2 separate regions of the Homo sapiens genome follow, and region 1 is linked to region 2. A link is a contact called in ENCODE Hi-C or POLR2A ChIA-PET data. All regions are on one chromosome and are shown on one strand. The core of a region is the stretch at or near the end of the contact, and the rest is flanking DNA. Distances in the headings are between cores, read along the strand shown. Region 1 holds the start of TMEM184B (transmembrane protein 184B). Region 2 holds the start of C22orf23 (chromosome 22 open reading frame 23).

Region 1 (2,984 bases), core at 185-2,684, 320 kb after region 2:
CGATCCCCCTCCCCGGGAACTGAACCTGCCTCTGTACTCCTTCTACTCCTTTGTTTGGTATTTTTCACATCATCGTGATCACCTGTTTCCAAATCTGATTCCCCCATGCTTGAGAGCTCCTTGATGGCTTGGGCATCAAATGTTTCTGTCCAGGTGGGCACACATACCTGGCTGCTGGGGCTCTCCCACCCCAGCGTCCCAGGTCCCAACTCTGATACGCACAGCACCCTAGGCAAGGTTCAGAGGTGCAGAGCCTAGGGGTTCTACCAAGGAAGCTAAATAGGTAGATGGAAAGGGACACTGTAGGCATAACCTGTCAACGAAGTCACACCTCTGAGACCTGCGCTGCCTCTGCAGGTGCAGGTGAGCTTGTTTGCCTGGCTGACTCTGCAGCGCAGGGCCTCCAGGGCACAGATTGCTGCTTCTTTCCTTACAAAAGCACCAGCAGTCAGATAAATAATACATGGCCTTCACCTCACCACAGGTATCAGGCATGCAAATACCTGCTTTGCCCCAAAATGCCCTGGAAAGGAGGGAGGAGTAAAACGTCTGGCCTTATACAACACCTCCAGAGGGGATATGTATTGGGAATCCATGCCCAACCCCCAGCATAACTGCCTTGCCTTGGCCTGGAGCCACCCAGCACTGGAGGTAAGTGGATCCAAGCGAGGTACCAAGGGTGTGCCCAGGAGGAAATGTACAATTCACGGGAAGGATACAGACACCCAAAACCAGTCTCCACGGTCCCTTTGGGGGCAAACATCTTTCGAGCCCCAGGTCCCAGTCGATCCCCTTCCAAACCTGCGGACCTGTGTGGCGGGCGTGTACACCCTCCACTCACGACGCAGCCCCGAAAGCCCCCCGCCGACCACCCTCCCAGGTCACTGCCACCCGCACAGGGCACGGACGCCTCCCCCACTCACTCGGCCGTGCCAGTCGCCAGCACACCCACCCGGGAGCACACAATCCCTCTTGCAAAGCGCCTTGGTCCATCCGCCTCCCTCTCCCGGGGCCGCCCCCCGGACAGGTCCGATTACACTCCAGGAGCTGCCCCCGCCACGTTGGCGTGGAAAGGGAGCGGGCACACCCACGGGCGACCTCGCGGGGCGGAGAGGAGGCACGGGTGGGGAGACGGATGCCCCCTCCCTCCGCGGCCGCACCGGCCTCCGTAGTGCCCTCCCCGCCCGGGAGCCGGCGGCCGAAGCCGGGCGTCCCTCGCGCGGGCCTCTCCGAAACAAGCAGCCCCCCGCGCTCGGGAGTCGCAGCTCCCCCTTGGGGCTCCCGGGCGAGGCCGGCCAGGCGGGATACCTCAGGAGCCCATGGCGGTGGCGGCGTCTGCGGACGATGCGCGGCAGCCGGACTCTGCGGGCGGGGCGGGCGGCGCCGCAGCCCCGGAGTCTCCGCCGCCGCCGGCGCGTCCCGGGCCCAGTGGAGTGCAGCCGCGGCGCGCATGCGCTCTGGGCTCGCCGCCGGGGAGGGCGGGGCGGCGGACGCGGCTGAGATCACTGCCTGGGCCTTAAAGGGGCCGCGCCCCGAACCCCAGCCCGCCGCCCCGAACCCCAGCCCGCCGCCCCGCGGGTTGGGGCGCGACCCGGGTTCTCTTGCCACTCACAAAACCAGCTACGACCGGCCCCCAACCGCGAGAGCTTTCTGGGCTGCGATCTCTGCCCCTGACCCTCGCTGGTGCTTCACTTCTTTTAACCCTAATTTCCTCCATTTGAGCCTGTTTTGAAGATGAAACGAAATACAATGGCTATTTGTTGAGTGAAGGATGCGTGTGGAATTGTGGAATGAACGTGGACCGAGTGTTGTGTGCAATTAGGCCAGATGAAATGGCAAAGCACTGAAAGAGGCCTTTTTTTCCCACTCCGCTTAGCAGCGATTCTTTCTTGCCCCGTCTGGCTCTAGGCTGCCGAACTAGCAAAAGTCTTCAGATAGGGTTCAAGCCGCCTAGTCCATTTCTGTTTGCCGGTCCAGACATCACCTAGGTTAACTGAACAAGATAAAATGCAATTAAGTTCTGGCATTGATGTGCTCAAGATCCCCAAATGTATTTATGTCTCCAGACTCCTCGCCTGAACTGTCTACCCAACACCTCTTCCTTGGAGCTCCAGCAGGCATCTCAAAGTCAGCGTGTCTGAGCTGAGCCAACCCCACTTCCACACACAAAAACCTGCTCCCTCTCAGCTTTGCCTCCATCAGCTGTTGACAATTCCATCCTTCCAGTCCCCAGGCCAGAACTCGGAGTCAGCTGTGAATGAATGCCCCCCTTCTGCCCGCTACCCAATAAGGCAGGCAGGAGATCCTGTTGGCTCTACCTGCAAAATAGATCTAGACTCAGATGTCTGCCACTCCTCCTCCAGTGCTACCACCCTGGTCCAGTATTTGCACAGGATTATTGCAGAGTTCTGCTAACCCCTCTCCCTTGTTCCAGCCTTGCCCTCTGATCCATTCTATCAATTCAGGGGTGAGGGAGATCCTTTTTTTTTTTTCTCTTTTTTCTTTTTGAGACAAAGTCTCGCTCTTTGTCTCAAAGTTGCCCAGGCTGGAGTGCAGTGGCGCGATCTCGGCTCACTGCAAGCTCCGCCTCCCGGGTTCACGCCATTCTCCTGCCTCAGCCTCCCGAGTAGCTGGGACTACAGGCGCCCGCCACCATGCCCAGCTAATTTTTTGTATTTTTAGTAGAGACGGGGTTTCACCGCGTTAGCCAGGATGGTCTTGATCTCCTGACCTTGTGATCCGCCTGCCTCGGCCTCCCAAAGTGCTGGGATTACAGGCGTGAGCCACCACGCCCAGCCAAGATTCTTTTAAAATCTGCCGGGCACGGTGGCTCACGCCTGTAATCCCAGCACTTTGTGAGGTCGGGTGGCTCATTTAAGGCCAGGAGTTACAGACCAGCCTGGCCAATATGGTGAAACCTTGTCTCTGCTAAAAATACAAAAATTAGCTGGGTGTGGTGGTACATGCCTGTAGTCCCAGCTACT
Region 2 (2,826 bases), core at 91-2,590:
TGTGGGCCGAAACAGGCACGGTTCCTGCCTGATGAAATTCATGATCTGGAGGGATAGATGGGACACCAAATAACTGACTACAGCTTGTGCTAAGCCCAGTGAAGGAAAATGTGTGAGGGCACATAACAGTTGATCCTACTGTGGTGGTGAGGAGCAGAAGTCTTCCTCGGGAAAGTTGAAAGTGTGATCTAAAGGATGCATAGGAGTTAACTACTCTAAAAATTTTAGTTCTTTGACTTTTGGCAAGGTGTAGCACCTTGAACCTTCCCCTCCCCCCCGCCCCGCCCCGCCCCCGAATAAGGCATATGCAGTAGAATTTTGAAGCTTTCTGAACCCCAGGCTCCTTATCTGTAAAGGAAAATAGTGCTAAGCCACAGGTCAGGTACGGGGGAACTGAGTTACAGAGGGTAACTACCACCATTCTTCTCTCATCCTTTAACTCAGGGGTCCCCAACCCTCCGTCCGTGGACTGGTACCAGTCCCTGGCCTGTTAGGAACCGGGCCGCACAGCAGGAGGTGAGCGGCAGGCTAGCGAGCCTCACCGCCTCCTTTCAGGTCAGTGACGGCCTTAGATTCTCATAGGAGCGCGAACCCTATTGTGAACTGCGCACGCGAGGGATCTAGGTTGCACGCTCCTTATGAGAATCTAACTAATACCTGATGATCTGAGGTGGAACAGTTTCATCCCGAAACCATTCCCCACACCTCCGTCAGTGGAAAAATTGTCTTCCACGAAACCGGTCCCTGGTGCCAAAAAGGCTGGGATCGCTGCTTTAACGGACTGACCTCTGAGCAGCTCGCAGGTCCCCGGGGTGTAAGTGATGGTCTTGGGGCGGCGCCGGAACCCAGTTCCTTTGGTCACTACCTCCATCTGCTTCTGTGAAGCCATGGGAGGACTCTGAGGAGGGAAAGACGCAATGACACACCCCCTGTCTCCTGTCCCTAATCTCTGTTCCCCGACGCCCAACACCCCCAGAAGTCTGGAAGCGGGGATCGAGCCAGAGAATGATGCCGCCAGTTAATATTGCGACAGTGCCCAAACCTCCCATCCAGACACACAGATACACACACACAGTCCTCATTCTGACCCAGCGCCTGTGGCAGGGAAGTCTCCTCGGGAGGGAGTGTTAACACAGCCATGGTCACAACAGTACCCACTGAGTGATATGCCAAAATTGAAATTTCACCCTAAGACCCTCTCTGGGTGCTCCCCTCTCCACATAGAAGTGGGCTCCCGGAGGCGGTGACCACTGCTTTACAGCCGCATCCGCACCGGTGCCACGCAGAAATACTGCGCGATCTGGGCTGCTGGAGCTGGCAGCTAGCGCCTCTCGCTACTATAGAAACGCGCACACACCAGTCAGCGCATGCGCACTTTCCCCGCTCTGTCCTGCCTCCCGGAAGTGATTTCCTCTGGGTTACGGCGCAGGCGCAAGATAAGCTAGGAGCCGCGCGAGTCGTAGTGTCGCTGTTTGCGGGTCTCCGCGCGGGACCGGGGCGCAGCGGGGTCGCTGAGGCGAGGGTGTCATGTCAGACAACGAGGACAAGTGAGTGCGGGAGCGGAGTGGCCTTTGCGGCAACCTTGGAAGGGGCGGATGAGGCAAGGCTTGGGTCGGCTGAGGAGCCTGGCGTCTAGGGGCAATGTCTGAGGGGACTGGGGTCCTGAGGGGGCCGGCGGAGCCGAGGAAGGGAAGGGCGGGCGACCCAGGAGCACAGCCCCGGCTGGAGGCACAGGAGGGCCCAGGCTCGAGGGTCCAGAGGGGATCCGTAGAAAAGGTGTCCTTCAGCAAATGTTCCAGCGAGCCGGGCTCTGTATCATGCAGTGGGAATATTGAGGTGAATGAACAATCGTCCCTGCCTCTCCACGTGCTCACTTTCTAGAAAAGGGGTCACAGGCCCATAAGTAAGCAAGCAAGCAGGTAACGGTGGTCGCGTGAGCTTCCCCAGTTCTAGACGTATGTAGTATAGGAGTACTCCAGAGGAGGGTCTGGGGCAGCTCCACCGGGTGGCATTAAATAAAAGTCTGGGACGGTCCTTTGCAGTAATTTTTTTTTTTTTTTGAAACAGAGTCTTGCTCTGTCGCCCAGGCTGGAGTGCAGTGGCGCGATCTCGGCTCACTGCAGCCTCCACCTCCGGGGTTCAAGGGATTCTCCTGCCTCAGCCTCCCGACTAGCTGGGATTATGGGCGTGCACCACCACGCCTTGCTAATTGCTTGTAGTTTTAGTAGAGACGGGTTTCACCATGTTGGCCAGACTGGCCTCGAACTCCTGAGCTTGTGATCCACCCGCCTCGGCCTCCCAAAGTGCTGGGATCACAGGCGTGAGCCACCGTGCCCGGCCTGCTTGTAGTAATCTAGATGAGAGAAGTCAGTAGCTTATAGTAGGGTGGTAGGAGTAGAGGTGGTGAGAACTGGTTTTGAATTCTGGATATATTACTATTTTAAAGATAGAGCCCAAAAATTACCTGTGGGATATGTGGGTGCAAAGAGAGCTAGTCTGAAGATAAAAATAAGAAACGTGTGGGATTGCTACCCCATTCCCAGTGAGTGTCAGTAGAGAAGAGGAGATGACCCGTGGCTGAGCATTAGGGCATTTGGACATTGAGTGCTTGGGGGAAAAGAGAAGCCGGGGAGGTGGGGGAACACCAAGAGGGTGAGGTGTCCTTGGAGTCAAGTGAGGAGAGCAAGTGGCCTAATGTGCCAGCTGATAGATCAGGCTAAATGAGAAGGAGAGTTGGCCATTGGATTTAGCAACGTGGAGATCATTAATGAGCTTGGAAAGTGGTTTTGATGGAGCTGTTGGGGTGAAAGGCTTTTTGGAGTGAGA

The links. A loop is a pair of places that touch in the nucleus more often than their neighbours do. ChIA-PET counts read pairs that join two places held with the same protein, here RNA polymerase II (POLR2A). Pooled maps may share reads with other maps.
Region 1: a pooled map shows a loop between it and region 2 (5-fold over the local background). The contact joins the promoter of TMEM184B here to the promoter of C22orf23 in region 2. A Hi-C loop is called at or near these places in 5 of 50 pooled maps. POLR2A ChIA-PET finds 5 or more read pairs at or near these places in 4 of 52 experiments (activated T-cell, activated naive CD4-positive, alpha-beta T cell and naive thymus-derived CD8-positive, alpha-beta T cell).

What each region holds. Positions count from the first base shown.
Region 1 is chr22:38,271,576-38,274,559 of GRCh38, forward strand. It overlaps TMEM184B (transmembrane protein 184B), which reads right to left and starts at 1,435. Exons shown (of 9, transcript NM_012264.5): 1 at 1,309-1,435. RefSeq lists an enhancer at 186-895 and a silencer at 958-1,587.
Region 2 is chr22:37,952,261-37,955,086 of GRCh38, forward strand. C22orf23 (chromosome 22 open reading frame 23) reads right to left here and starts at 1,341. Exons shown (of 7, transcript NM_032561.5): 1 at 1,188-1,341; 2 at 787-898. The coding sequence starts at 889. It overlaps POLR2F (RNA polymerase II, I and III subunit F), which reads left to right and starts at 1,439. Exons shown (of 5, transcript NM_021974.5): 1 at 1,439-1,547. The coding sequence starts at 1,528. RefSeq lists a silencer at 1,605-1,674.